2 separate regions of the Homo sapiens genome follow, and region 2 is linked to region 1. Evidence: chromatin contacts called from ENCODE Hi-C data. All regions are on one chromosome and are shown on one strand. Each heading gives the region's core, a stretch centred on a gene start or an enhancer-like site at or near the end of the contact. The rest is flanking DNA. Distances are from core to core; before and after follow the strand shown. Region 1 has its middle 150 kb from the start of LINC01281. Region 2 has its middle 4.7 kb from the start of LINC01283.

What was found. Hi-C counts contacts between places; a loop is a spot of excess contacts on that map. Pooled maps may share reads with other maps.
Region 2: a pooled map shows a loop between it and region 1 (2.7-fold over the local background). The contact joins two enhancer-like sites. A Hi-C loop is called at or near these places in 4 of 168 maps with a recorded cell type or tissue (CD4-positive, alpha-beta memory T cell, CD8-positive, alpha-beta T cell and naive thymus-derived CD4-positive, alpha-beta T cell), 11 of 37 single-sample maps with no recorded cell type and 12 of 50 pooled maps.

The regions. Positions count from the first base shown.
Region 1 is chrX:39,170,877-39,176,357 of GRCh38, forward strand. No RefSeq gene overlaps it. Among named protein-coding and RNA genes, the nearest start is that of LINC01281, 150 kb to the right of the region's middle. Within about 2 kb of position 3,960, at least 7 of the 41 ENCODE cell types and tissues checked have a DNase peak (open chromatin) inside an H3K27ac peak, as active enhancers do; they include CD8-positive, alpha-beta T cell, where a contact is called at or near this core.
Region 2 is chrX:39,436,929-39,442,165 of GRCh38, forward strand. No RefSeq gene overlaps it. Among named protein-coding and RNA genes, the nearest start is that of LINC01283, 4.7 kb to the left of the region's middle. RefSeq lists enhancers at 3,345-3,624, 3,715-3,764. Within about 2 kb of position 3,388, at least 4 of the 41 ENCODE cell types and tissues checked have a DNase peak (open chromatin) inside an H3K27ac peak, as active enhancers do; they include CD8-positive, alpha-beta T cell, where a contact is called at or near this core.

The DNA of each region.
Region 1 (5,481 bases), core at 2,710-5,209:
AGAGACACACCAGATCTCTCCCCCACACACCTCCATATTGCCTGAACCCATCCCAGAATCTTCTTGGGACTCAAGTCTTCATCCCTCACCCATAGATACACCCCTCAATGCATCCATCCAACCAGTCAGAAGCCAGCATTTCTTGAGACTCAGCCATGTGCTTAGTACCACTTGATGTTCTATGGTACACTCAAAACACATAAATATACCAGCATGGGCAACATGGAAAAACCCTGTCTCTACTAAAAATAAAATACAAATACTAACTGGGCATGGTGGCATGCGCCTATAGTCTCAGCTACTCAGGAGGCTGAGGTGGGAGAATTACCTGAGCCTAGGAGGTTGAGGTTGCAGTGAGCCGAGATTGTTCCACTGCACTCCAGCCTGGGCAACAGAGCAAGACCCTGTCTCAAAAAAAAAAAAAAAACCACATAAATACAATACTGTGTCTCTGACCTCAAGGATCTTACAATCTAGCTGGAGAATAATAAGCAGCATTTGTGTAGCTCTTTTTTGTATCCCCAACACATTCACAGGTTTTTACCATCAATCCTTACTACGCTTTCACAGATGAGGAAACTGAATTTTGTCAAAAACCACATGACCTTGGAAGAGGATCTTGAGCCCCGGAAAGAAACTCAGTCTGGCTGACACTCTGATTGAAGCCTTGTGAGACTCTGAGCAGAGAACACAGTTAAGCTGTGCTCAAACTCCTGACCCTGGGAAATGGTGAAAATATACATTATGGCAGCCACTAAGCTTGTGGTAATTTGTTATGCAGCACAGGAAACTAATTCTGATGGCCACCACAGTATACCCTATCCCACACTCTCCTACCTTGTGACCTTGACATTCCTCTCATCAACAGGTGGAGTCTAATGGTCCAGGTGGGCTTGTGACTTGACTTCAACAATAGAAGACAGTAGGTGACACTAATTTCCGAGACTAGATCATAAAAGGCAATACAGCTTCCACCTGGTCACTGGATCGCTTGCACTCAGAGGCCTGAGGTGCCGTGTAAGAAGTCTGACTACTCTGAGACCACCATGTTGTAAGGAAGCCCAGGTTCACTGGGGAGGCCTCATGTAGGCACTCTGGTTGGCTGTCCTAGTCTTCAGACTAGCCCAAGCCAGGCTCTAGACATGTGAGACCACAACTGTTAGATGATCCCAGCTCTAAATATTGAGTCACTTTCAGATTTCTAGTCTTTCCGACTGAGGTTCTAGACATCCTGGTGTAGAAACAAACCATCCTGACTGTACTCCCAAGCAAATTCCTGATCCACAGTGTCCATCAACATAATAAAATGGTTATTGTTCTTTATTACTAAGTTTTGGGGCCATTTGTTGCACAACAATGGTAATCAGAAAACATGACCGAACTCTGAATCCACGAGATAGTGAAGGAAACTCTGTCTACTCTAATGTGAAGAACTACAAATACACTTGGCAAAGGGCATAAATGTATGTAATTCTAATATAGGAAGGGCCTGAAGGATTGAGAACAATGCCACAAGCTACCGCAGAGCCTTATAGCCACTTACGTTGAGGATTCCACTGAGGCCCAGAGAAGATTACTGCTTTGTCCGTGATCACACAGCACATTGGTGTTGACGCTTCAAAATCAACCCTGGTGTGCATCCACGCTGTCCACATCTGTGGATTTGCTTGACCCTGAGCTGAAACTGGTTGAACAAACTTCACCTAAGAATGACCTTCCCAGTGAAAGAGGAGCCCAATGAATGCAAACTGTGAAGGATTTCCTTAGCTTTGAAAAGCCCCAGGCTGATACCTGTTGTAAATGGTTCAGTATCACTGTCTGTATCACTATCTATTGTGCAGTATCACTATCTATCGGACTTCAGCATCCTATGAGTCTGTTTTGTGACTGCACACCCATGATGGGTCACCGTTTTTTTAAAGATTATAAATGTAACATGCAAAAATCATATTTGTTACATTTATACATATTTATATCATACATTTGCAGTATATAGAGGCACTCAGAATATATATTATTTATAAGCATTGCTGCGGCTCAGGTTTGTTAGAAAGGCTCAGAGTGAGAGTGTGTTTGTAAAGTGCTCCAGGGTCCTCTGGGATGAGGGCAGCTATGTAAGTGTAAGTCATTATCATTAAACTAAACTGCCTTCCTCCGATTACTGACAGCACCGAAGAGGTTCTCCCGCCTCCCCGGCCCCTGAGCACGGCCTGGTAATGCTGGGATAATATAAAGATAATATTACTGTAATAAGTGCTTTGCAGCATTTATGCCTTTATTAGCTGCAGCCATATTGTAAGAAAGGGAGAGGCCCCTAGACACGCCAAGGGTTTAGTGCTGAGGGCAGAATACTCAGAGAGGCGAGAAGAATTCTGGGTCCAAGCTAAGTGTGGGATAGTGTAGCATGTGGTAAAATTCTCACTCCTCATCCCTTCCTGCAGATCCTATTTTCAGTTTTGGTTGAGCCCCAAATATGCTACTGAGTGTACTTGGGTCTGGGGTTGAGTGGGGCGATTGATACAGGGAGGCCTCTGGAATTCTACTCCCAGGGACTTCCCACTGCATTTTAAGTCACCTCCAAATATAGGGGACATCCCAAATTGACTGCAGAGGCCCTCACTTTGATTAGGGTATAAATGAGAGGGCCACAAAGTCTTGGGCTTCCTAGAATAAAATTAATCTCCACAGCTGAGCAACATCAGTGGTTGCCCCCTTGTAATTATGATAGATCATAAAAAAATAAGAAGAAGCTTCTATGTAGTTCTTGTATTTTACAAAGTCCTCTTTCCTCTTAGAGTTGCGTGGGGCTGTTCATTTTCTACATGTATGTAACACCTGTTATATAGGTTGCATATATCTTTCTGCAGCACACTTGTGATGAAGAGGCCCTCAAAAGAAATGTATTTATCATAGCTCTTGGATCTCAGGGCATTGAGAACTCTATAAGTTATATCCGCCATCTCATTTGACCCTTCTAACATCTCTGTAAAGTTAGCCTCATTCTATCATCCCCATTTTATAGATGTGCAAACTGAGGTCTAGAAGGGTTGAGTGAATGACGAATATTATGTGACAGGAAGAATCACAAGTGAAATACAAGCCTTTTGACCCGAGATCAACAGCCAAAAGAGGATTTTACAGCAGAAAGGGACCTATCTTCCACAGTTTTGCTGTGGAGGAGACAAAAAACGGAGAAGGCCATTGTACTGGTTATCCATTGCTGTATTACAAACAGCCCCAAACTTAATGGTGTAACATAGTGGTAATCATTTTCTCAGCACTCACAGTTCCAGGGGGCCTGGGCTCAGCAAGGCAGCTCATGGGCTCTCTCATGCTGCTGCAGTTAGATGGCTGGAGGTGAGGACATCACTAAGGCTTCTTCTCTTACATGTCTGGTGCTTGGGCTGAGAACACTGTAACAGCTAGGGCTGCCACAGCCAGGCACCTGGTGTCTCTGTGTGGTCTCTCCACACAGTCCCTCCAGGATAGTGACTTCAGGACAGCTGGATTTCTTACATGGCAGTTCGGGGCTCCCAAAGTGAGTGTCCCATGAGAGAGCGAGCGCCAGGTGGAAGCTGTTTTACTTTTTATGATCTAGCCTGGGAAACTACATAGCTTCACTTTTTGTTACTTTTGTTACTCTTTATTAGAAGTGAGTCATGAAAGGCAGCTCAGATTCAAGGGGAGGGAAATAAAGCTCCACCTTTTCTTGGGGGTACCGTCAAAGAAATTGGAGACAAGTTTGAAAACCATCACAACTCTGCAGACTGTTTCTCACAGAGTCTGTTTTCAGGAGCCCAGCCAGGACTCAGGCAGGGGTTAACCACCCCCTCCTGACCTTTCCTTTCACCTGCCTCTTTTAGCCAGCCAAATTGCCTAGGACCCCGGCATGATCTGTGAGGTGACCCAGACACTGGCTGATGGCACCATGTTCATGCGCTATGACGCCAAAAGGCTGTGGTCAGGCTGGGTTCCCCAGGCTGACGCGTGTCCTGCTGAAGGAACAACAGCAACTCTTAATCAAAAGTCCCCAGTAAGAGCCAGGCTTCTCTCAGGAGCATCAGCCTCAGCGACAGTCCCTGGGCTGGAGTTGCTGAGAAGGTGTGTTTGCCTTTTGGCTGAGACACTTTAAAACCCCAGCGTCTAGGTTTCATTTTGAACCTGACAGATAAAAGGCCGACTTTGACCGAGAATATTAACTTTCTGGCTTCCGCCCAAGAAAGCTGAACAGATGAGGAAATAATATAAAATAAAAGGCGTCTGCAAACACTGATTGTCGGCTGCTTTCCATAAAATACGCCCACTGTTATGTGTAACACTCTCTGAGTCTTTCATTCCTTGGCCCCCTCCCTCTTTTTCCACTTCTGGTGTTGAAAGAACTGCCTTCTCTTATTTAGAAATAAAAGACAGACAGAGAGAGGAAAGGGTGCGTGTGCTAAAAACAAGGTCTCCAGGAGGCACCAAGCAGGTGCACCCACAGGCTAAAGCTTCTTACTTTTTGAGGGGATCACAGGAGGCTGCTAGGTGCTAACCCCAGGAGAACCAGGCATCCTTAACCCTCTCCCCTGCCCTTGCTTGCAGCTGCTTTTAGGTGCCAGAGGAGCAATGGCTGGCTGTTAGGAAGGTGCTTCTAGCTGTGGGGTCTCCTTCGGGCAATGTGGGGGGGCCTGGTGAGGCCCTACAGCTGCTCCTGGTTGGCCAATAACGGGCCCAGAAGGCAGTGGGGAAGGAGAGAGGAGGGATGCTGGAGACAGAGGCTGCAGGAAGTGCTTTGTGTTGGGCCTCTCCACTCCCCACTCCTCAATTTCTGTCTCAGTGGCCGCCCCTTGATTAGGGGCATCGGCTTGGACTGGGGAGGACAACACTTGTCATATCTTGGCCTGCAATCTAAGAACACAGGATGACTCTTGTCTAAATCTGCTCAGGCTGCCATAACAGAGTACCATGGACTGGGTGGCTTAAATGACAGGAATTTATTTCTTGCACTTCTAGAGGCTGGAAATCTGAGATCAGGGTGCCAGCAGGGTTGGCCTCTGTCCTTGGTATGTAGATGGCTGTCTACTACCCAAGAGTCTCACATCGTCTTTTCTCTGTGAGTGTCTGTGTTCAAACTTCCTGCTCTTATAAGCACACTTGTTATATTGTACTAGGGCCCACGATAAAGACCTCATTTCAGTTTGATTACCTCTGTAGAAACCCTGTATCAAAATACAGTCACATTCTGAGGTACCGGAGGTAAGAATGTCAACATTTGAATTTTGGGGAGGACACAACTGAGCCCATAACAACTCTGTAGCCTAAAAATTAAAATAACAATAGGCGCATGCCCTCACTTGTGTTAAAAGCTGCAGTCTACACCCAGCACAACTGCCTGATGGGCACTTCACACTGTTAGTCACTCTGCCTTGGTCTGTCACTGTGCCCGGCTGCCTCTGCTGCTTGTTCTCCTTCATTGCCTGGGTGAATGGGAGGTCAGAGCTT
Region 2 (5,237 bases), core at 2,138-4,637, 270 kb after region 1:
TGTTATTTATTGCAATATTCTTTGAACTTTCACCCTGTCAGAGAATGAATTGAACCAGAGTTGATGTTTTAAAATTTGCACAGATGTTTTCATGAACTATCATGAATCACCTTCCATCATGTTTACCTACTGTAGGATGATGAGATGATGTTGCGTAGGGGTGGGAAGGAACAGGACATGGGCCCCACTGCTGCCCTCTTTCCTTGCTGTCCTTACCCTCAGAATTCTCACTGTGCTCTCTTCAGTGACTTTGCTCATGCCAGCCCTGCCATTAGAGCTGCCTTTTCACTGCATATAACAAGCAGGTGGGTAACTAATCACCTTCAAAAACGTAGTGGCTTAAAACAACAATCATTTTATTATGCTCAGAGATTCTGTGGGTCAGAAATTCAGACATGGCATGGCAAAGATGGTTTATTTCTGCTATAGGATGTTTGAAGCCTCATCTGGGAAGACTCAAGCCTAAGGATGACTTGCAGCTGGGGAGTGCAATCTGGAATCACCTGAGGGTTCCTAGTCCCATGTCTGATTCCTGGGTTGGGAGGACTCAAAGACTGCCAGGCAGACACCTACAGAAGGAAGTCCACATAGCTTGGGCTTCCTCACAGCATGGTGGCCTCAGAATAGTTAGGCTTCTTACATAGCAGCTCAGAGCTCATGGGCCTCCTATGCAAGTGATTTAGCAAATAAGGGGGAAGCTGCATGGCCATTTTATGGTCCAGTCTCAGCATCATTTCCCTTGGATTCTATTGATTGAAGCAGTCATAAACCGACCACTCCATATTCAAGAAGGGACATAGACCCCCACCTCTCAATGGGAGGAGGGTCAAGGACACCTTATAGAAGAGTCTGTGGCTCAAGGGATATTGCTGGCTGTCGTCTTTGGAAAATAGTCTGTTAGTCTGACCTCTGACCACAATTCATAGAATCCTACCCAACTTTCCTTGCCTAGATCAAGCCTCCTCCTCCAGGAAGCCTTCTCTGATTACCAAAGTCCACCTTAACTCCTATTTTCTGTGTATCACTTCTATTTAATATCACAGAGCAGTCGTAGTATTAATAGTAATAGTACAGCTAACGTTTTGAGGCATTGAAAACTAATTTAGATTAACTCGTGAAATCATCAAGACAATCCCTTAAGATAGGGGCTCCTACTATCACCCTTTTATAGTTGAAGAACGTGAAGCCCAGAGAAGTTAGATTACTTGTCAAAGTCACACAAAGCCAGAATTTGAACTCAGGCAATCAGCCCCAGAGTCTGACCTCTGCCCCTCCTCCTATTCTGCCTCTCAGTAGCTCTTACTGATCATAGTTCATTTTTCCCCCAGCCAGACTGAAACAGCTACAACCCTTGGCCACAGTCCCTGAAACGGTGCTAGACTCACTCACATTCTCATTGAGGGATTTCTAAATGGATGTACATTAGTGCCAGCAAGCCCCTACCCCAGAACTGAACACGTTCCTAAGAGCCAGTGTGCATGCTTGTGCAGGTGGCCTGCTGACTCCAGCCTGGCCGAGCCGGGAGGACAGACATTATTTGCAAAATATGTAAAAAGCTTCAAGAGAATCATTCTACTCCAGACCACTAGAGTAGGGCAAGCACTGAGGACTGGTGGCCAACAGGGATGTCTGAAGTACCGACATAAACACCCCCAAAAAGCCAAAGGTAAAATTACTTTGCTAGATGGAGAAGTACAAATTTGGATTTCAAGATGGTTTTAATTCCGGGCTCTGGGAGTTTTGGGGACTGAGTTGAGTGAAAGAGAGAGAGAAATGATTTAGAACCACAGAGTTTTTATGGGCGGTGGGGTCTCTTTCAGCCTGAGCAGACAGATTGAGAAATCTGTAAACAACCAAGGAGCAAGCCCAGAGATAGAGAGCATGGTCTAACAGGCAGAGGGATAATAGCACTCAAGTCAAGGGAGGCCCTGAGCCACAAGAAAATGATTCAGGGCATAACAGACTGAGCCTGGGTGCTTTATATCTGAACAAAAGCATTCCACGTACATGCAAAAGTGACTTCCGAAAAAGAACAGGTTTTTCTAACTGGCCCTTCTAGCCTATAAATTTTGTTTCAACTTTGGCCTCTGGGGCAACCCAAAGTCAAACACCCTTTCTTGTATAAGGCTACCCATGCCACTATCTGCTGCCCAGGGCATGCTTCAGACCTTTATCTTGAAGCCACATTGCCCTGTAAGAGCCCATCTTAGAAAGGCAGTGGGGGGCATTCAATATTAAGCAGAATATTGATGATTCTTGGCTGCCAACTGTCTGAAAGTGTGTTTTCTGTCAGCTCCAGCCAGTGTGTCATTCTGAAAAAGCAAAGAACGCCGAGGGCAGTGACTTCATGACCTTAGGCCATGGATGCTGGAAGAAATGCAGAGGTGGGCAGATAAATTTATCATCCTTAATGGGCTACCTAATTCCTTGGGGAAAAAATGAAGGAGCCACCAGTGACATGCCCCAGGCAGCAGATGGCAGCGTGGGCAGCCTTTTACAAGGGAGGGTGTCTGAGTTTGGGTTGCCCCAGAAGCCGACCCCAAAACAAAGAAATGAATGCAAATAGTTTATTTGAGAAATGCAAGAAACACTGGTAGCGGAGTAGGAAAATGAGACAGGTAACGAAAGGGAGCCAGTCAAAGGTGCATTATCAAGTTGGCTGGCACGGTGGGCAACTGGAGTTTAATCCCACTGGGGAAACTAGGAACTAGAGAGACCAGTGCTTCTCAAGCTGTCTGGGGAAAGTACCAGGTTGTCTGCTGTTGTTATCAATCCATTATAAGTGGATACTTTTGTAAAAATACAATTAAAATGTCACAGCAATGTCAAATTGCTATAAACGTTCGTAAACGCCAACTTTCCATTTGTGTATGTACCTTGAAATGTACAAGCAATAAACATTTCACAGCTTGTCAAGGGCCTGGAGACCACACTTCAAGTAGCACTGGTGGAGAACGCACAACCTTATCCAAGTTATCTCATTCATGGAGCTGGGCTGTTTATACACTAGCTTGCAATAGTCATGTAATTCTTTCATGTGCACGGGCAGTGTGGTGGTCCACAGTTTCTAGAAAGCCATCAGGCAAAGAGACACACACACTGGCAGTTAGGAGTCAGCCTGAACAGGCTGAGGGAACAGGGCGGGGCACCGACAGCATATAGAGGCGCCCACCCTGTCGGTGTCCTTATCTTGCCCCTGTTAGCAACACTCTAGGACTTAAGATGAGGGCAAGGCAGAGGCCAGATGAGTGTATCCTGAAAGCTGGGAGATCTGGAGCCCAAATTCAGGACTTCCCTATGGCTAGTTGTAAAAGGAGGGGGAATATTGGGTGGATTCTACTTTAGCTGCCTGGCCTAGCATCAGAATTCAGCTCTTATAAAAACAGCTAAGCCACTGTTAAAAGAAAACCAAAACCAAAACCATCCCAGCACCCGGTCAGCATTGATAACAAACACAGAGGGGCTTTTTTGCCTGACCGCAGTGCAGGTTGTTGTTTGGTTTGCTCCTGCCTGGAGCTTGTGCTTCACAGGCTTCTTTTGCAGGCTTGTTTTCCAGGGGACCTGGCAGCTATTTCTGACTGTGCGATAAACTCATGGCCTGCAAGATGGAGGCAGGAGGTGACTGCAGTCTCGGTGAAGGGGATTAAGGGATTGAAAAGTTTATCTGGGCTGCCCAGCAGCCCTCGGGAAGACAGACCAGCCTGGTCTCTCTACAGTCACCATCACTAGGGCTGACTGCCATTTTCAGGGCTCAAGAGAAGATGGGGATAAGAGTAATATTAAAATAATGACGATATCTGGAATGGACACCTTCAGACTCCACCTGGGCAGTGACTTTGGGCTGGGTCCTTTACATGCACTATTTCATGGTCCCAGGAACAGTTCTGAGGAGTGTGTTACAGTGACTAGAAGTGACATCACCCATGTCACACTGCTTGGGTCTGGATGCCAGATCTCCCATCTCAGAGCTGAGTGATTTAATGTGCTTCAGTTTCCTCATCTGAGGTTCTACCTCTCTCCTTGAGTTGTTGCTGTATTAAATGTGCTAATCTCTGTGACATGCTTAGAGTAAGGTGAGGCATGGAGTTAGTATCCAGCACTCATGCAGTCCTCAGTCCCAGGCCCTGTGGGGAAGTGACCAGTAGCAGGTTGGCTGGGCCCCCTGCTGCTGAAACACAATTTTACTGCTGTCATGCTGATGGTAGCCAAAGAAAGGAATGTGATTAAGACTTTCCATTTTCTGCTGTTGGCACTCTGTACTGCTACTCCTTCTAAGGCTACCTGGGAAATGTATGACTACAGCCTTGAAGGCCACTAGGGTTTTCACCTCAGGGAACAGACCCCTGGGTTGTGGTCATTTCCTTAACCTCCTTGAGTGATGTTTCTCCCCGACTGTCCTCACATGCAGTTAGCTGTATAGGGTGCCCAAGAGGATGATGGGGTGCAAACCACTCCCAGATTAGGTATGATAAAGGTTAAAAGGCTCACAAATCTGCCTTATCCAGTCCAGAATGACACAAAATCCAGGACTTTGTAATCATTTCCAGTTTCCTAATTAGTTCACCCTTCTTTCCAGCCATGATTCAGGTTGCCAGAGAAAATACAAGATGCCCAGGTAAATTTGGATTTCCAATAAACAATGATTTTTTAGTATAAATATGCCCAAACAACAATTTTTAGTGTAAGTATGCCCCCAATATTGCACAGAACTTACACTAAAAATGTATCTGTTGTTTATCTAAAATTCACATGTAAATGGGAGTCCTGTATTTATTTGTACATCTGGCAGCCCTTGTCCAAGGTCGCAGAAGCATCTCTCAGTATCATCAGAAAAACCTGGTGTCCCCTTCTGCATCAGGTTAGGTATCTCATAAAGGACTTAGATGCAGGTGGTTTGACTGGGAGGTGATCCCAGGAAGCACAGCAAGGAATCAGGGAAGTGAGGCAGGGAAGTGAGGGAAGCAAATAAAAGAGGTGTTAATGAGGACATTACCCCTGTGGGCAGCTGGGGCTCAATCCCTCCAGAGAATCTTCCAGAAACCCAGTGCAACATGCCTTAGAATTGTCCCGTCTGGGGACAGGGAGACTGGGTATTTACCTACTGTATTAGTCCATCAGGCTGCCATAACAAATACCAAAGAAATGGATGGGTTGAAAAACAGGTGTTTATTTCTCACAGTTCTGGGAGCTAGAAGTCCAAGAACAAGATGCCACAGATTCGGTTGTTAGTGAGAGCT